Regions from separate parts of the Homo sapiens genome. Here region 1 is linked to region 2. Evidence: read pairs that join two places in POLR2A ChIA-PET (ENCODE). Cell type or tissue: HepG2. All regions are shown on one strand. Each heading gives the region's core, and the rest is flanking DNA. Links, peaks and the distances in the headings are about the cores only.

Region 1 (9,314 bases), core at 541-5,540, 360 kb before region 2:
GCCAACGTCTTCCTGAATAGGAAAATGTTGAAAGCATTCACCCTACGAACTGGCAAAAGACAAGAATGTCCATTGTCACCACTCTTACTTAACATAGAACTGGAGGTCCTCACCAGAAAACCCAGGCAGTAGAAAAAAATAAAAGCCATCCAAGTTGGAAAAGAGAAATTCAAATTATCAATTTTTTTCTGATGACATGATTTTATACCTATCAAACTATAATGACTCCTTCAAAGGACTGCTTGATTGAAAAAAAAAAACTTCAATAAAATTTGAAGATACAAAATCAATGTAGAAAAATCAGTAGCATTTCTATACACCAATAATGTTGAAGCTAAAACCCAATTAATAATTCAGTCCCATTTGCAATAGACAAAAACAGAATAAAATATCTAGATATAAATAAAATTAAGCAGGTGAAAGATCTCTACAAGGAGAAATACAAAATACTGATGAAAAAAATCATGGATGAAACAAGCAAATAAAAAGATTACCATGCTTATGGATTGGGAGAATCAATATCATGAAAATGATCATACTGCCCAAAGCAAACTACTGATTCAATGCAGTTCCTAACAAAGTACCAACATTATTCTTCATATAATTACAAAAAAATCTAAATTTCATAAAAAGGCAATCCTAAGCAAAAGAACAAAGTCACAGGTATCACTTTACCTGACTTCAAATTATACTAACAGACTATAGTAACTAAAATAACATGGTACTGATACAACAGTAGACACGTGGATAAATAAGAATAGAGAACCTAGAAATAAAGCTACATACATACAACAAACTGATCTTTGACAAAGTTAAAGAAAAACAAACAATGAGAAAAGGACACTGTAACCATTAAATGGTATTGAGAAAATTGGCTAGCCAAAGCTGAATAATGAAACTAAACCCCTATCTCTTACCATTGGCAAAGTTAAGTCAACGTGGATTAAGGACCTACAAGGAAAATCTGAAACTATGAATGTCCTAGGAGAAAACCTTGGAAAAACTCTTCTGGACATTGAGCTAGGCCAAGATATAATGATGAAGATGCCAAAAAGGAAATGTAACAAAGACAGATAAATGGGAATTAAACTAAAAAACTTATGGGCAGCAAGAGAAATAATCAACAGAATATCTACAGAATGGGAAAAATATTTTCAAATTTAGGCTCCAACAAAGGACTTTTATTTAGATTCTATAAGGAACTCAAACCAACTCAACAAGTAAAACACAAACAATCCCATTAAAAACTAGGCAGAAGACATGAACAGACATTCATCAAATGAAGACATACAAGCAGCTGACAAATATACAGGAAACTGTTTTTAATAGTCATCAGAAAAATGCAAATTAAAAGCACATTGAGATGTCATCTTGCACCAGTCAGAATGACTATTATTAAAATGTCAAAAAACAACAAATATCAGTGTGGATGTGGAAAGAAGGCAAAATGTGCATATACATACTAATATGCATATATATATATACTAAGTGTACATACGTATACTAAGCATATATGCTTATGGAATACTAAGCATCCACTAAAAAGAGTGAAATTAAGTCCTTTTCAGCAGCATGGATGGAACTAAAGGATATTATTCTAAGTAAACTATCGTACAAGCACAACAAAATACCACATATTCTCATTTATAAGGGGAAGCTAAACAATGTGTACACACGGACATAAACATGGAAATAATAGACATCAAGTACTTCAAAAGGGAGAAAGGTGGAGACAGGGGCAAAGATGACAAAACTTCCTATTGGGTACAATGTTCACTATTTAAGTGATGTGTACACCAGAGGCCCAAACCTCACCAGTATGTAATGTGTCTATATAACAAACCTACACATGTGCCTATTTAATCTAAAATAATTTTTAAGACTTTAATAAGAAATAAAAATCCGAAAGTCTTTCCTTACTAATATCAATGCCTGTAATTCTTCACAGTTTGTCAGTTTATTTTCTTCCTCATAATGAACGCTGTTTTCCTGTTTCTTTGTAGCTTTGTTATTGTTTTTATCGCACATTTGAAAAACAGCCACATTTCATAATCTATATATATTCTGTGTCATGACAATGATCAGCTAATATGCTTGGCATATTCTTAGTCTCGACATCAGCCCTACATGAAAACTTAAGGTCTTCTCAGTTCTTTTCTGAACGTGCATCTGCCTAGACTCTGTGTGCCCTATTTGATTTCTCCAAATACCCAATGGTTTTGAATACCTTATCATGTCAAAAATTCACAGCTCAGCTTCTCCTAAGTGCCATAGATGGCCTATTGTATGTCTCTTCCCCCTAATCTCTTGCCAGTGGCATCTGTGCATCTATAGTCACCCTGCATCTCTACTGAGCCACTCTATAAATAAATGAGTTTATTTTAGTTCATTTCAGATTGTTTTTTGATAATTCCATGGGAGATTTGAGAGCTTTCTAATCTACCATCCTGCTGATGACACTCTGTGTGAAAATTTTTAAATGGCTCTATTATATTCCATTGCTTCAATGTATAGTAATTTACCTAATTATTTTCTTTTATTGTTCCTTTTAGGAAGAAGTGAATAGAAGAAAAGAGGGTGTTGCAAATCAAAAGCACATAGAGATATCATCTTACACCAGTCAGAATGGCTATTCTTAAAATGTCAGACAACAACAGATATTGGTATGGATTCTTCACAGATGTTAATCATCTTCGTTTTTTGTTTTTTGTTTTTTTTTTTTTTTTTGAGACAGTCTTGCTCTGTCGCCCAGGCTGGAGTGCAGTGACCCAATCTTGGCTCACTGCAACCTCTGCCTCCTGAGTTTAAGCAATTGTCTTGCCTCAGCCTCCTGAGTAACTGGGATTACAGGTATCCACTACCACTCCAGACTAATTTTTGTATTTTTCGTAGAGACAAGATTTCACTTGATTGGTCTCAAACTCCTGACCTCAAGTAAACCTACCGCCTTGGCCTTCCAAAGTGCTGGGGTTACAGGCGTGAGCCACTGCCCCCGGCCTAATCATCGTGTTCTAGTCTGCCCTCCAATGGGAGAAACAAGTAAAATTATGCCATGTGAGGATTATTCACCAATTTATTTTAATTACTTTTTTCTTTATAACATTTAATAAGATCACAAATTATATAAAATAGTTATCAGCTTTTTGGGAAGTTACTTTTGCTGGTTTCTTATAAAACTGATGGAAGATACAAACACTATTAAAGAACTGTTTGCATGTTGCAAATGATGTCCAAAGTCCAAACATTGTTAATAATTAATACTCCAATAAACATCATGTCAGAATTTCTGTTTTCTTTTCCCTTTGAACCTTTGCAGGATTGCCACATCATCAGGACCACACCTTCATCAGGAATGAATATTCCTACTACAATTAAAGAAGAAACAAAATTAATTTGTTGGTGAAAAACGTAAAAAGAGAAATTTTCTTTGGTTTTGTTTAATTTCTTTATTGAGGGTCACCACTAAAAAAAAATGCTCACTGGTCATTCTTTTGAATACTGTCTGAGAGAAAGATGTAAGATGGTTGATTATTTCAAATGACAGAAGATAAAGATGGGATATCATCATGGCATGAACAAAAACAAGATTTGTAGCTGGAGGTATTTTATAGTCTAACATGATCACCAATCATTCTATAAACCTGTTGGATGAGTTTATCAGACAGACAGAGAGAGAGATTGATTGATTCTGAATAGAAAATTTCACTTTAGAAAAAAATATTTTGACTATATAATAATGTATGTAAAAATTCTCTTTGATAAGAAACGAGTGAACTGGATTCAATTTTCCTCACAGCCTGTGTAATACACCATCACTTGCTTCCTCCTACATGCCATTGATTAGCCCCAGGGAGCAGTGCAGCACTGCCTGCCCATGTTTTACATAACCCCTGAATATAAATGCCAGATGTTGCTGAAGGAAACAGGATCTGCTTAGTGAAAGAAGTGGCAAGCAATGGATCCCAAATATCAGCGTGTAGAGCTAAATGATGGTCACTTCATGCCCGTATTGGGATTTGGCACCTATGCACCTCCAGAGGTAATAATCACATTTTCAGCATTGAGCATTTAAAAGAGCAAAGCTAGAATAAGTGAACGATGACCTGGGTTGTTCAGCTTTGTGTTTCTGTTACCCTGAGTGACTCACGTGGTCTGTCTTACTGGGCTAGAGCTATTCTATGTTCAAAGAGAAAAGGTAGTCAATGTTTGTTTTGCACTGAGGTCTGTCATATGGTAATTTACTGCTTATTTTTATTTTATACACTGTTTTTATATGCTGTTTCTGTGTATTGCCCAGCTTGGCAGAATATATAAAACTCAACAGTGAAGAACACTGCCTGGCAGTTCCCTTTCTAGGAGATGACTGCAGTGAGAATGGTTTCTCCATTTATTTCTGTGGTTGAAGAAATCTTTTATTCTTCTACTAGACGTGATCAAAAGAAACATTTGTGGTAACAGCACCTAAAGATGGGGTGTATGAAAACTGTTGGGAGAGTACTGCTGAGCTGCCGCGTGGTCTTGAGCATGACACAGTAATACTGGTCCTGGACTTAATACAATGCCCTGCACAACTCTCACCTCTAGGAAAATTATCTGAAAGGAAAAATAACTTTATTCTAAGGAAAACCTAGAACCTCACAAGAAAAATTTTAAATTTTTGGTCCGTGTTAATATGCATCAGATTTGTATCAAAATGATAGGGGTGGCCCTCTGACACGGAAGTGGGCAAAATGGAGACATTTTTTCTAGACTGAGCTATTTCTACACTGGAAGAAAACTTGTATTCCAAGACTACTAAGTGTGTTAATAAGGAGTAGTCACATAAAATTTTTGTCTAAATTTGATCAACTATACGTTGTAAGAATTTACAGAGAAACACCTTGAAGACCATCGACAGGAGTGGTTCACTTTGTAATGCAAATTGGCATGAAGGAGAAGTAAGGAAAAGCACAACACGGAAGCTCTAGCCTTGGTAAACCTTGAGTGCCTGCACAGCAAACAGAGGATCAGGGTTGGCATCAGGGGAAGGTAGTGCAACCTGGCATCTAGTTCCTTTTAATTTCACTAGAAAAAGAAAGCTTCAGAAAAGCTTATATTAAAATAGAAAATTGTTTCATTTACGGTTTTGTCATTTAAAAAATATACCTTTCAAATCTTTATCCAAATTTGGTAGATAAGTCAATAATTTTAAATTTCACTGAAATTATATCGTTTCTAAAAGAGTTGGTCTTATTTTTTAGGGATAAAGCGTACCTTACTAATCTCTCACAGGTCGCAGTTAATTTCTTAGGTATAAATCTACATCCTTGGAATGTATGTCTTTACTCCTAGTATTTAGTTCTGTCATGCACACAGAATGGCTAATGGCTGTGTAGAAAGGAGTTAACACAATAGACTGCCACCCGTAGATGCGCCTGTTTTCAAAGTTGGAGCCTGGCTGGTATCTGAGAAGTTGAATTTCTCACCCCTTCCTAACTGATAAGGGTAGCATCTATAATTAACTGGTTGTACAAAGTGTGGGGTTTCTGTATACCTGCTTTCTTTACAAGACCGGAAGTTTGGTGTGTGCTATACAGACTGGGTCAATTTAACCAGCACCCAGTTAAAATCTTGGGAATTGAGTCTCCAAATAGCATCCCTTGTAGTCAACATTTCCCCTATGTTGCCAAAATGTGATGCTGGAGGAAGTCAGTGTGTTTCCTGAAACATCACTGAGAGACGAATCATAGGAACTTACACCGTATTCTTACCATAATTTCTTCCATGTGCCTTTTTCCATGTGTTAATTTCACTATATTAAAAATAATTAGGAGTGTGTATGCAGTGACTCATGCCTGTAATCCCAGAACTTTGGTAGGCCAAGGCAGGTGGATCCCTTGAGCTCCGGAGTTTGAGCCTGGGTAACATAGGAAATCCCATCTCTACCAAAAATACAAAAACTTAACCAGGCATTATCATGCCTGTCTGTGGTCCTAGCTATTTGGGAGGCCAAGGTGGGAGGATCACTTGAGCCCAAGGTAAAGAAGGTGGGGGTGGGGGCAGATTTTGTAGTGAGCCAAGATTGTCCCACTTCACACCAGCCTGGGTGACAGAGTGAGACTCTGTCTCAAATAATAATAACTATTTATAAGTTGAGTCTTGTTAATTTTTCTAACAAATGACTGAATCTGAGGTTGTTGTTGGGAAACTCCATGCTAGTGATTAACCAGTAACTGCCTGGGACTGAAGAGGTCCAGGGATACCCAATCTTTATTACTAACCAGGAAAGACTTCAGCAAATTGGGATGGGTTTATCACCCCACATATAGAACCAACCCAAGACACGAGGATAATGTGATTTTTGTGAAGGTCAGTGCTGGTGCCTGAACTACTGATAGGGATGTGCTGGGAAGGGAAGAGCGTGGTCCCTTTAAATGATACAGAAAGCGGGAAGGGAAGTGCTGGCTAGAGGAGGACGTGGTCCCTGGCTACGGCTCCACCGCCTCGGACCTAGGTGAGGACAGGCATTTTTGTTTTCCTGCCCAAAAGTTGCATTTCCCAAGACCACCCTGGCCTGCCATGCCCCCATCCTGTGCCTATAAAAACCCCAAATCCTAACAAGGCAGAGACAGAACCGGGTGGACTTTGAGAGGATCACATCGGCAGAGGAATACACAGGTGGCTAGACATCTAGAGAAATGCACCGAAAGGCACCAGTACGCCAGCGGGCCACCTACTGGCAGAAGCAGAATGACGCTGAGTTTGGCTGGGGCAGTCAGAAGACAGTCCAGGCTGCTGAGCAGCCGGACTCTAGGGGAAAACGTTCCTACTCCATCCCCTTCTGACTTCCCCCCAAGCTACCTCCACTCAATGAAACCCTGCACTCATTCACCAAGCCCAGGTGTGATCCGATCCTTCCGGTAAACCAAAGCAAGAACTCAGGATACAGAAAGCCCTCTGTCCTTGCCATAAGGTAGAGGGTCTAATTGAGCTGGTTAACACAAGCCTGTAGATGGCAAAACTTAAAGAACAAAACTAAAAGAGCACCCTGTAACACATGCCCACTGGGGCTTCAGGAGCTGTAAACATCCACACCTAGACACTGTCAACGGGTCATAGTCCCACAACCTGCCCCCATCTGTATGCTCCCCTAGAGGTCTGAGCAGCGGGGGCCTGAAGAAGCGAGCCACACCCCCACTGCACACCCTGTGAGGACAAGGGAACTTTTCCTGTTTCACTACCTCTCAAGCACATTGATCACCAAATACTACCTTTCGTTGCTCCTTCAGGTTCCGAGGAACAGAGCTGTAGAGGTCACCAAATTAGCAATAGAAGCTGGCTTCCGCCATATTGATTCTGCTTATTTATACAATAATGAGGAGCAGGTTGGACTGGCCATCCGAAGCAAGATTGCAGATGGCAGTGTGAAGAGAGAAGACATATTCTACACTTCAAAGGTACTGTGCCTATGATGAGCATGTATGCACATGTGTTTAATGGGATTGTGTGGAGATGACAATTCTGTAACTGGTTCAGTAGTTGTGGGTGAATTGTGCTTATTAGTTCCAATTTATTCACACATATTCAGGTATTAAAGCTAAAATAAAAGGCAGAGAATGATGATGCCTTTCTCATCATTGTTGTGTTCAAATTTACTACTTGAAAGTTACTTTAGGTTTTGAGCCTCAGCTCAGATCAGTATAATTATTTTATGAATTCATATTTTAATTTCAACAGGTTTTGGGGTACAAGTGGATTTTGGTTACATGAATCAATTCTACACTGGTGATTCTGAGATTTAAGTGAAGCTGTCAGGCGATCACTGGACATCGTACTCACTATGTAGGCTTTTATCCCTCACCTCACTCCCAACCTAACCCACACTGAGTCTTGAAAGTTCATTATATAATCTGTATATCTATACATCCTCGTAGCTTAGTTCCCACTTATAAGTGAGAATGTACAGTGTTTGGTTTTCCATTCCTGAATTACTTTACTTAGAATAATGGCCTCAAGCTCCAAGTTCCTGCAAAATATATTATTTCATTCCTTTTTATATATACACTATTCCATGATGTATATATATATATACCACATTTTCATTATTCATGCATTGGTTGATGGGCACTTGGATTGGTTTCATATTTCTACAATTGTGAATCATACTGCTGTAAACATGTGTGGGTATGTGTTTTTTATATATAATGACTTCTTTTCTTTTTGGTAGATACCAGTATTAGGATTGCTGAATCAAATGGTAGATCTACTTTAAGTTCTTTAAGGAATCTCCATACTGTTTTCCATAAAGATTACACTCATTTACATTCCTACCAGCCGTGTAAAAGTGTTCTCTTTTTACTACATTCATGCCAACTTCTACTGTCTTTTCAGCTTTTTAATTATAACCATTCTTGCAGAAGGTGATATCTCATTGTGATTTTAATTTGTACTTCCCTGATTATTAGTTATGTTGAGCATTTTTTCATATGTTCGTTGGCTGTTTGTATACTTCTTTTGAGAAATGTCTATTCATGTTATTTGCCCACTTTTCAACAGGGTTATTTGTTTTTATCTTGGTGACTTGAGTTCCTTGTAGATTCTGGATAATCAGTCCTTTGCTGGATGCATAGTTTGCAAAAACTTTCTTCCATTCTGTAGGTTGTCTGTTTACTCGCATGATTATTTCTTTTGCTGTGCAGAATCTTTTTAGTTTAATTAGGTCCCATTTATTTTTGCTTTTTGTGCATTTGCATTTTGGGGTCTTAGAGACAAATTCTTGGCTGAGGCCAATGTACAGGCCAATGTTAAGAAGAGTTTTCCAATGTTATCTTCTAAAATTTTTATGGTTTCAGGTCTTAGACTTAAGTCTTTGATCCATCTTGTGTTGGTTTTTGTATAAGGTGAGAGATGGCTTCCAGTTTTATTCTTATACATGTGGCTTAACAGTTGTCCCAGCACCATTTATTGAATAGGGTTATTTTCCCTAATTTATATTATTGTTTGCTTTGTTGAACAAAGATTAGTATTTGCCCTAATTTCTGTGTTCTCTATTCTGTTTCATTGATCTAAGTGCCTATTTTTTATACCAGTACCATGCTGTTTGTATAACTATAGTCATGTAGTATAATTTGAAGTCTGGTAATGAAATACCTCCAGATTTCTTCTTTTTGCTTAGTATTGCCTTGGCTATTGAGGCCCTTTTGTGGTTCCATATGAATTTGGAATATGGCCATTTTTATACTATTGATTCTTTCTATCCATAAGCATGGGATGTGTTTCCATTTGTTTATGTATCATTTCTTTTTAGTAGTGTTTTGTATTTTTTTGTAGAGATC
Region 2 (11,400 bases), core at 3,907-8,906:
CCAGCCACATAGTGACCTGCCTGGAAGAATTTATAATTTAATGAGGACAAACAAATCTTAGCATAGATCTCACTGTACTAGAGACAAAAGGGTTAGAATCAAGCAGACTTTTCCACAGCTAGCACTAGGGATGACAGTAAATGACAACAGGCTGGGTACGAGGGGCTTGGTCCCAAGCCCAGCTCAGACAGCAACTAACTGACCTTTGGCAAGAGCCTCGGTCACATCACTTCCAACAAGAAAAAGCACAGGAAAGCCCTGCGGGAGCGTCTAACTTAAGTACTAGGTAGCATCATTTTAAAAGTGAAACTCTGGCTGGACTAACAGCCCTTAGCCGTTCCTTCTGGCTGGGCCGTGGTGCAATTTTTTGATATAACAGGTGGGATCACCAGGGGCAGAGGACTCAGAGATGGGGGAGAGCAGGAAGAGTGAGCTGGGTGAGCCCTGCCCAAACACTCCAAGAACACGGAAGCAAACACACGCCCTTCGACCACTTCGCTTATTTTTTTCACCCCCTCTCAGGCCGGAACAAAGAGCCTTTTTGTGAGTTTAATGGTGTCTGACTTACTCAGCAAACTTTTCTGTCTCCTTTGCTGTGAGGAAAAAAACAAAGCTCTCTGTCCGGTTTGTTAGGTTCCTTTGAAGAGCTTGCTGCTTGGGTTTAGGCAAACAGGAACCCAGCTGGCACCGCCCTGGTCAGGGCGCTTTCTGGGAGACTTTCCCCAGGCCTCGTCTGGATCCGGGCTGAAGAGGGGGTGGAGAGAGGTGGGCACAGAACAAAGGGTGAGGGCACCTAGCAACCTTCCAGGACAGGTGTTACAGCTGATGCTCCTGAGCAAGCTCTACCTAAAGGAGTTCATTGAATCCTCACCACCCCTCTGAGGGAAAGGACCATGTCCCCACTGCCTGGATCAGGAAACGCAGACTGGCCGAGGTCAAGGACTTTGCCAGCGGTCACACAGACAGGGAGTCCACCCCCAACACCTTTACTCTTTCCACTCACTGAGTCCACCCCCACCCCAGAGATCCCCCAGCCTTCGCTCATCCTTTCCTCATCCTCCCAGAACCCAGGATCTGCAGAGCAGGAAGTTCAATAGCCAGGCCTGATGTCGTTAGTCAGTCCTGGGGACAGGCATCCTTTCCTGTCCCCTGTGAGTTCAAATTCCAACTCAAGCAACATACAAACGCCAAACTCAGCTCACACCTCCGGCTCTGAGCTGCAGGGTCCACTTGTGGGGAAGGGGAGACAGCCCAGCTCCCTCCCTCCCTCTCCCTTATCCACACACATACACACACTTGCACACACACAAAGACACACATGCACATGCATGCACACACACACTCGTGCACACACACACGCCTCCTGGCATGCCACAGGGAGATAACGCACACAGCCACCTCCCAGTGACCACAGAGCTCTATCTCAGGGTGACGTCACCTCATACACAGCTCCCAGTTCACTCTAAGTGATTCATCGAGGGCGTAAACTCTGAGGGCGATGGAGGCATCAGGGTACAGAGATGAAGTCAGTTTAGTGCCATTTCCTATCCATGGGCTCCCCAGAAGTAAGAGAGAAAGGAAGGAAGGCCTTTTAAAAGTCCACATTGGAGCCAGTGACTTGTGGCTTTCCCTTGCAGAAAAGAAACTTTGGCAACAGCTAGTAGTCATCTTCTCCTGAGCCCGCCAATCTCACAGCCCCCTCCACACACACACACACACACACACACACACACACACACACACACACAGAGCTGCAGCTGCAGCACTGCCTAGCTGGCCCCCAAACACTGTAGCGCTGAACAGACCAAAGATGGAGACACTAACTGTGATCATCATAACCAGTGTGCACTGAACACTCAGCACGTGCCAGGCTATGCTAAGCCCTTTCCATGTGAAAAAGAAATTTCCACTTGATTCCCACGACAACTCAACAAGGTAGGAACTGTTAAAAGAAAACTTTAGACGAATTAAATTTAAATTAATCTAGCAATCAATTGAGTTTCATTTGAAATGAATTGAGTTTAATTAAGCAAAGGATTCATGAAGTGGGCAGCCCTCAGACCAGAAGAGGTTCCAAGGGCTGAGCTCCACTCCACAGTGTGGGCAGGGAGTGTTTATAGACAGAAAATGGAAGTGAGCTGCAGAGACAGCTCATTGGTCACAGCTTGGTTTGCCGTGTTTGAACATGGACTACTCAGCAGCCACCTGCGATTTATAGAAGCTCAGCTGCTGTGATTGGCTAAGACTCGGCTATTTCTTACAAAAGTACACTCCTAAGCTAGGCCTGCAGTTCATTTGCTGCTAAGGTCGCAGTTGGACTCAAAGTGCAGAGGCATCCTCAGACCAAATTTGGTTTAATTTAACCCTACCATTATTCCCATTTTTCAGATGAGGAAAGTAAGGCTCAGAGCTCGGGTAACGCCTCCAAACTCCCACATCTAGTGAGTGGCAGAAGAGCCGTGGCCAAAACCTGCGCTTTCTGGCCGGAAAGCCCAAGCTCTTCCCCGCTCCAGCGTGGAGCTTCTCTGCCATTTGAACCACCTGTGCTCAGATGACTCTCAGCCCTATCCTGCTCTGCTTGGCCGGGCCCAGAGCCCATCCCATTCCATCTCCTCCATCCCCGCTTCCTTCCATGTTGTCCCCTGCAGCTTCTTGTCTGCACCACACTGTGGAGTCCAGCAAGGTGACTCAGGGAAGGGACAGGAGATGCAGCTACCTCCTGGTTCCTGGAAGCTTCTGACATCCCAGGTGGCCTCTGAAGATCTGCAGAATAGGGTGGGTGTGGGAGCCCAGGTGGAGAGAGGCTGTGGTCAGCTGCATAGTATCACCCCCAAAGATGCCCTCCTCCTGATCCCTGGAGCTTGGGAACACGTGACCTCCCTTTGTGGGGGTGATTGGGTTATGAACCTGGATCTGGAGAGATGACCCTGGATTATTGGGTGCACCAGGAGTCATCCCAGAAGCGCCTTATAAGAGGCAGGCAGGACTCAGCGCTGATGGTAAGAGTCAGTGGAGAAAGAAGTACCTTATAAGAGGCAGGCAGGACTCAGCGCTGATGGTAGGAGTCAGTGGAGAAAGAAGCAATGCCAGGAAGGGGCCTCAAGAAGCCAAAGAGGCAGAAAGATTCTCCCCTGAAGGGTCCGGAAGGAACCAGCCCTTCCAGCACCTTGGTTTGGACTTCCGACCTGCAGGCTGCGGGAGCGACATTTGCGTGGTTTAAACCACTGTGTTTGTGGCAATTTGTTGCAGCCACCCCAGGAAACTAGTCCAGAGAGCACACCAGAACCTCGGGGACTTATTGGCGACTATGCTAGGCGGCTGGGGCGGCCTCAGCAAAATGCCCCAGGCTGCCGGCTTGACCAACAGAGACAGATGCACTCACAGTTACCAGCACTGGCAGGGCTGCTTCCTCCAAGGCCTCTGCCCTCAGCTTGCAGATGGCCGCCCCTTTGCTGCCTCCTTGCACGGCCAGTCCTCCAAGCCACCTGCCCCTGGAGTCACCCTCTGGGAGTCCTAATGTCTTCCTGTAAGGACACCCATCAGACTGGCTCAGGGCCCACTCACATGACCTCATTTTAACTTAATTACCTCGGCAAAGACCCTCTTTCCAAACACAGTCACAAACCAGGTGGAACTGGTTTGGGCTTGCCTGGAGAACTGGTTGGGGCAGGCCAGGTGAGAGGTGAAGGAGGGCAGGAGGGTCCCTGAGAGATGGCTCAGCCTAGGAGCAGAAGGACCAGGTCTGAGTGAATCTGTCAGGCCTGGGGTGACTCACCACATTTCTCTTCCAGGCCAGACCTCCGCCGCCGGCCTCATCTCTTAGGCCTAGTGGGGCCTCCAGAAGACAGAACCCCACAGCCTCATCTCTTAGGCCTAGTGGGGTCCCCAGAAGACAGGGGCTGACAGGTGGTCCTGCCTTACAGCAGAGGGGACCAGAAGGCCGCTGTGCAAGGGGCTCAGTGATTTTAACCTAAGCCCGTGTGCTTCACTGCTGGGAATCTGTAAATGACGGCTGGGGGGGGTCTGTGCAGGGACATTAGCAACAGAGACAGGGGCCAAGGAGATGTGGGTACATGCACCTGTCAGGGTCACCCAGGACTCCAGAGCCTGAAGGTCCCCAGCACCACCCAGGCTCTCTAAGGTGCACCTGGCCCAGCTCACATTCCCAAGCCAGCCAAGTGACTCAGAACGCCACCCCCCACCACAGCCTCCCCTCGTTGACCACAGCCTCCCCTCGTTGACCACAGCCTCCTGTCTCCACATGACATCGAAACTGTCTCTTCTCTCCCGGACAGGAGGGGAGGAATCTGCACAGACAAGGGCCAGGGTTCAGACAGAAGACAACGCCCACACCAGCCACTTGGATCCGGAAGATTCCTGTACACACTTGCATGGGTGTAAAATTACTAACCTGGTGGCTAAAGAGGTAAACAGGAGCTCTGAGGTGTCACCCCTGAGGCTGAGGAGGCAAAGGGAAAAGGTTGGGATTCTTCAAACGTGGAAACTTGGAGGTAGGGGCTGTGGGCCTGGGCCCCTAACCTTGAAGGAAGGGGTTCCAGCTGTAAAGTGTCTGAAGTGGGTGCAAGGAAGTTGCATTTGCAAGTGCTGGAGAAGCTGCAAAAAGAGTCAGCCTCTGCCACTGAAAGAAGCCGCTGCTGCGGGGGCGGGGGGTGCCCACAGGGAAGAAACAAACTCTAGGGTGTGGGTTTCTGCTCAGGCTGGGCAAGTATCTTTATGAAAGGGACCTGCATAAAGCGTCCATAAAACCTGCCCCTTTGCATCCTCTAAGCCAGCAGGTTCCCCATGCCTCACCCCTCTTTCCTGAACTCCTCTTCACCCCAATCCCCATTCCTAGCACCCCCTAAGGACAGGCTGTGCCCTGACAACCGTCCATCTCTACCCAGCTGAGACCTCTGTCCAGGGCGATGGTTGCAGGACCATGCAGACACGGAAGTTTGCTGAGATCCCACTCCAACTGCCTGCTCTCAGATTCTGAGTATTTCTCTAGCCCCCTCATAAAAACACAGGTCACTTTCACACTGAAAGTAAAAGATCCCTCCTTAAGTCCTTCATCCTGCATCTCCACCACCCGCCAGGCCCTGCCCTGGCAAAAAGTCTCACAGCCTTTTAAGGTGACCCGAGGACCCAACTCTGTCTCTTTCTCTCCTCTCTGTGCTTCAGCTTGTTTCCTGGCCACCAGCAAGGTCCCTCTTTGGTCTGGGAGGTAGGTGTCTGCAGGACACTGGGAGGATTTAAATACAATGATCAGTGTGGGGCCCCGAGAGGGCCTGAGACAGGATTTCCACTGATTGCCAACGTTCAATACGGACCCCTAGGAGACAAGCAGGAACTCCTGTTCTTATCCACACCTCTGCAGAACGGCGGAGACCACTCAGCCATGAGAGTGGCCTCTACCATTTCAGAGAGTAGCCGAGGAGGGAGCCATCCTCAGCCACTGCTGTGTGGTCGGTGGGCCTGGTTTCCACACGTCACAGAGCCTGGCACCAGACCGGCTAAGCATGGGCCTTCGTGGCACAGGCCCAGGAAGCTTCGAGTCCCAAGATTTAATTTTGTTTTCTGGGCCTTTTGAAAGAAAACGTTGTCATCAATGATTGCTCTCTAGCACGTGTCTGAAGAGCGGCCACCAAAAGGAGCCACTGCTGCAGGGGTGTCCACGCGCGCAGGGAAAGAACGGACTCCAGGGGCTGGGTTTGCTCTTGGAGAATGAGGTCGTCAAAACCTCACTTCGTGGGGAAGTCTGGAAAAGACAGTTTCCTGCTTTGTTCATCGTGGGCAGCAGGAAACGGTGCAGCCTCCAGTGAGAATGATTCCAGGAGGGTGTAATGGGGCGAGGTATGAAGGGGTAGGCAGTGTGGGGAACCACCCACCCGGGCCATGTAGCTGGCACCGTGGTAATTTAAGAGACCTGGAGAGATAGGGGAGGGATGGTCAGGGGACTTGGAAAAGGAGGAAAGAGGTGGGGAGGAGCCCAGCGGGAAGGAGATGCCTCATCACACCCTCCTCCCTCCCAGCCCCACAGGCTCCCACTGGCTGAGCCAGCCAGAGCCAGAGAGCACAAGGTCCCCCACGATGGCCCCCGCCGGTCAGTGTCCTGGGGGAGGAGGGGGTGCACCTGGAGGGGCAACTGGAAGGCACCCAGGACCCCCCAGAACCCCTTGGGCAGCCCCAGCTTGAACTGCAGGGAATCTGCCATTCAAGATGGCTGCTAGAAAATGGCGATTCTACCTCCCAGGTGACTCCAAGGGCTCTTACCCAGAGTCCTGAATAGCCACAGCCCAGCCCAGGAGTCCTAAAAGGAATTCTAGAGTGACCCGGATGGTTGTAAGGGCCTGAGAATGATCTGTGCCGTTCGGCAGAGACCCAAGTGCTCTCGGAGTGACCCAAACCTCAGGGCTGAGAACAGCTCGAGGTTCACCTGGACTTACCCCTGCTCCCCCACAGATCCTCGGTGCACCCTGGGATTTCCACAGCCACGTGGATTTTAAGCCAAATCCAGGATGATCCCATGACACACAGGTCTCAGCTCCCCATGGGGCATTTCTCTCCAAGACCACCTTCCTCCCCAGCTCACCGTCCACGTCTACAGAGCCATGCACCTCCGTGGCAGAGCTGAGTGCACGTGGCACAGAGTCAGGGCTGACATTGAGCAGGGCACCCTTGGTCTCCCCCAAGACCCATCAGAGTGTGCCTGGCACTGCCTTTCAATAAAAAGCCCAGGGTCTGAGCAGGGTGGGGCGTCTCCCCTCCCCCAGCCAGGATGAAGGTCAGAGCTGAATTTGCTCAGTTCAACACCAAAAACAGTCCTGAAGGAAAATGTGTTGAGCTTGGCTGTAAGCCAGGTCGTTAAACATGGATTCTGATCACAGATCGTTTCTGCTAATTAAACAAATATTTTTGCAGAGCTGTCTCGGTTTCCGCTGTTGCCGTTGGCCTAAGTTGCTGGCAAACCATTGGAGCCATGCCCCGAAAGTCAGCTCAGATCAGAGGAGAACACACAGAACTTTTGAAGGAACAGCTAAGACAGGTCTTCCAAACAGAGAGCTCTGTTCAGAGAGAAGGAACAGGCAAGAAAACACCGACACCTCCAGCCCTTACAGTCACCAAGCTGTACTTTCAGATTCCTGCTGACATACACACACACACACACACACACACACACACACACACACTCTCTCTCTCTCTCTCAATCCCTCCCTCTCTCAGAATGCATAGTCCTTCTCCCTGCCTCCATCTCTAAAGCTACACCTGCACACACAAATAAGCATTCTAGCAGTGCAATCACTATTCCAAGTTTGAAGACTCGTGTGTGTGTGTGTGTGTGTGTGTGTGTTTTCCTGCTGAAGTGGAGAGAAAAGGGCCAGACAGGATGGGCCCTGGGTCCCCATGTGACGTACCCCAGCAGGGGTCCTTTGCTCCTTCAAAAATGCAATTATCACAAACTTCCCTCGCCCTGGACCGCGGTTCCAGAGAAACGCCCATGCACATAATGTTTTGGTACAAGTTCAGGGTGTTCGTGAACTTTCTGAAGCCCGCCAAGAGCGCACTGCGAGTTCCAAGTTTAGAATACCAGTCCTGGGGAGTCAGGAAGCGTTTGCAGCCTCTGAACTGTCCGCAGAACTGTCAAGCACCCAAGGCTCGTCCTCTCTCAGCAGCTCCGAAGCCCCCTGGACTGCAAGCACTCAGCACCCAGAGCCTTCCCTGCCATGCCCCAGCCCTGAGGTGTCCTTTCACACTCCGGACCCCCCGGCCTTTCTCAGAAAACGCTCCGTGCTGCGCTGTGTTGTCCCCACTTGTTGCACAAGAGTAGTAGCGACAGCAATGCTGACCAGGCCTGGTTGCACACAGCCCCCTGCCCCAGGTCCAGGGCTGCACCAACACCCCATGCCCGTGGACACATCGGCAATCTTGAACCCCAGACATCTTGTCTATCACTTGAGACAAGGGGATTGCATCAGCAGCTTCACACTCTTTTCCTTTCTTTATGTTTTAGATTTGGAGTCTCTGTCACAGGCACAGGCTGTGGTGAGCCATGATTGTGCCATTGCACGCTGAACAGGCTGGAGTACAGTGGCATGATCATGGCTCACCACAGCCTTGAACTCCTGAGCTTAAGTCATGCTCCTGCCTCTCAGCCTCCTGAGTAGCCGGGACTACAGGCCTGCACCACCACACCAGGCTAATTTTTAGATTTTTTGTAGCAACAGGGTCTCGCTATGTTGCCCATGCTGGTCTCAAACTCCTGGGCTCAAGCAATCCTCCCACCTTGGCCTCCCGAAGTGCTGGGATTACAGGTGTGAGTCACGGCACCTGGCAACACTTTTTTTTAGCCAAGAGCCCTTCCGATGGACTCTCATGAGTTAAGCCAGTCTATAAAGCACAGCCAAGCAGCCAAGCTGCAGTTGAAGAGGGGATGGGAGAAGACCTCCCACCGACCCCCAGGTCTCTGAGAAGCACAGCTGGAAGACTCTGGCCCTCTAGCCCACAGCCTCCTAAATGCCCTGGGCTCAGCCATGTTGTGACACTGGGATTTCTCAGGGACCTCAGACCTACACATCTCCCTCCCAGCCAACCCACCACCCCCATGCCATGCCCAAAACCAACACTCTCCTTGACGAGTTATGCAATCCTTCTTTCCAGATCATTCTGTGGTATGTAATCTAACAAACTAGCCATGCTTAAGGGTTCGGAGGGAGTGACGGGGTTAATGAGCTGGTTCTACCCCTCAAGGAGGATTTTGCACTTGTAATGGGGATCCCCTTACTCCAAGGGAGAACTGCTCAAATATATTTTTTGCATGTTTTTAAATTTCAAAAGTAAGGTGTGATTTTGATAAGCAACGACTATACTATAGAAATACCTTGTTTAGGAGATGAAAATGTCCCCTGCCTCCCCCTCCAAATTCAAGCCTTTTAGGTAAAGCAATACTTGAATGACAGGCACGGTGGCATTTGTGTGCAAGGAGAAGACTGGGTACCACCAAGTCCCGGGGTGGACGCCGACTCCTTCCATGGTTCTGCCTGTGCCGACGCTGCCAGGAATGCTCCCCAGGGGCTCAGGAGTGAAGCTTCGTGGACTCTATGCCTGGCTTCCTGAGCAGGTACAATTCCGAGCACCTCGGGCTGCTCCTCTCTGGCTCCTGCCACCTTCCTGAGACAAAGGGTCAACCCTCAGCTGACCTCGCAAGGGTGGGAACAAAACCATAAAAGGATAAGACATCTCCTGATTAGAAAGTGATGACTGGGCTCGTGAATGCCAGACCATGTGGGGCTGAGTGACAAGCAAGAGCTTCCTCATCACCAGGGGTCAGGGGTCTCTTGGCCATGGGCAGCAGGCACTCATTCCTTCCACACTGTTCTAGGGGAGAAGAAAATAAAAACCAACGCTCCAAGGAGCTTTTGATTTATTAATAGTTGGGCTGGCAAGAAATAAGGACTTAGAGATTCAAAACTTCGATGGCTTCGAGTCCAGGCCACGCGGCTGTGTGGTCTCTGCTGGAACATCCTTGGTGGCGGAAGCTCTGCGCCTGGTGCTGGAGGAGGCCTGAGGATCAGGAGATCTTCCTCCAGGGAGCCCACTCCTCCACCCCTGTGGCATGCAGCACTCACCCCACAGGCTTCTGCCTGGCTGCCCCCATATGGAAGCTTCCAGGGCAAGCCCAGAGGTTCCCTGCTCCCAGCCCTTGGTCCTGCCACTGCACCCAATAAAACATCCCCATCTCACATGAAAACGGCCCTCTGAGGAACCCGGCGTCTTTCCGGAGGGAGGTTCCTCTCTAACACCGGGGCTTCCCTTGGGGTCTGCTCACCCAGGCTTCTATGTCCTCGGCGTGTCCTGTTTTCTGAGCCCAGGGAATCTGGGGGCACGTCAGATCTCAGTGTTGGGGAGCTGCCGCCAAACAATACATCAAAGCCGGTTTCTTTTCAAAGTAGAGGCTGTCTTATTATAATTCAGGGACAAATTCTAACTAAGTTTCCAGAAGGAGGCCCCGGTGTGGAGGGGCCTGTCTCTCCCTGAGCGCCTGCGTCTCCTGGCTCCACCAGGCCTCTCACCAAATGGTGTTTTGCAGCCTCTTTTCCCTTGGGAGGGTCTGGGAGTGGACAGGGCATGTCTTCCCCTTTCCCCGAGGGAAGGGTAGGAAAGGAGTTGCTCTTTGCCCCCGCATTCCAACTACCAGCCAAGGGAGCAGGTCCTGAGACCCCCCGCTGGGCTGCCTGGCTGAGGGGTATCTGTCCCTGAGGCTGCCAGGAGGCTGTGCGACACGTGGCCGGGAAGCTCAGTGCTCCAGGGAAGAGGCCTGAGAGCAGCGCCCCTGGGGGTCTCTGGGCAGAACCAGGAGAACCGGCCAGCGTCACTCAACAGTGTGCCCTGTGGCATGTCGTGGGGAGCGCAAGGGTCCCCGGAGCTGAGTGGGTGCTGCAGAGGAGCTGGGCTCATCGGGAAGGAGGTGGCCGGGGAGGGGCTGGGCTCATCGGGAAGGAGGTGGCCGGGGAAGGGCTGGGCTCATCGGGAAGGAGGTGGCCAGGGTGACCACGGCAGGAAGATGCAGGAGGCACAGAGAGGCCGGAGGGGTCATCTGCCCATCAGGGAATGCTGTGGTGCTGAGGACCCCGTATGCTGCTGGGGGTGTTCCTCCAGAGAACTCACCATTATGTAAATGCAGCCCCCACCCAAGAAAGCTGGCGCCAGCTTCCCAGGGTGAAGGCAGCACCCGGAACCAGCAGCACCATGTCCCCTCACCCTGTCCTCTTTGCTCTGACCCCCAGAGGAGCCTGGGCGGAGGCAGCAGGGGTTAGTCCAGAAGCTAGAAGGGCAAGCGGTGGGGGCAAGGGCACTGCACAGGGCTGGACGCCACCCCCACGCTGCCTCCTTAGCCATTTGCCCCCACCCCTGACTGCAGCCCCAATCCTCCACCACTGGGGAAGGAGTCGGTGCCCTCGGCCACCTTCCTGGAGGCAAGCTGCTGCCCAGGAGGGAGAGGCGAGGCCACTGTCCCCAGGAAGGAGACTCGGCTGCCTTCACACCCTCAAGCTGTGCCAGGGCACAGGAAGAGCACCCACCTATCTGGCAGGTGCACCTCTAAGGTCGCCTTCCTCTGGAGGGCCCCCGACGTCCCCTCAGAGGGAACAGGCTCTCTGGAGCCCGGGTGGTACTGGGCTGCTCCTGAGTAACTGAGCAGACTCAGGAACCCCAGGTCCTGCCCTTCGTCCAGTTCCCAGTTGCCCTGGACAAAGAGTGAGTGTATCTGACACATCAAAAATCCTCCAAAATATTTACTGAATTTAGTTTAAAACAAGGAGTGCACTGTCTGAGGATAGCTCTGGTGTTCTCAGCATCAATTCTCTCCCAAGTCTTCCTTATAGGGGAGACGTGTCCTTGCAA

What was found. Peaks named below come from ENCODE experiments on the same cell type or tissue, not always from the same donor. Only the 100,000 strongest peaks of a DNase experiment are listed, where the experiment ranks them.
Region 1: POLR2A ChIA-PET joins it to region 2 with 5 read pairs; 1 of 35 experiments calls an interaction of 5 or more read pairs at or near these places.

What each region holds. Positions count from the first base shown.
Region 1 is chr10:5,192,913-5,202,226 of GRCh38, forward strand. AKR1C4 (aldo-keto reductase family 1 member C4) reads left to right here and starts at 3,925. Exons shown (of 9, transcript NM_001818.5): 1 at 3,925-4,039; 2 at 7,269-7,436. The coding sequence starts at 3,956. RefSeq lists a silencer at 7,041-7,264. In HepG2, for the core only: no CTCF peak of the experiment used is centred there; a DNase peak (open chromatin) is centred at 3,269.
Region 2 is chr10:5,547,619-5,559,018 of GRCh38, forward strand. It overlaps LOC105376380 (a long non-coding RNA gene), which reads right to left and starts at 4,459. Exons shown (of 4, transcript XR_930611.3): 1 at 4,412-4,459; 2 at 3,383-3,524; 3 at 3,026-3,192; 4 at 2,000-2,763. RefSeq lists enhancers at 5,883-6,406, 6,407-6,929 and a silencer at 10,133-10,455. In HepG2, for the core only: no CTCF peak of the experiment used is centred there; a DNase peak (open chromatin) is centred at 6,863.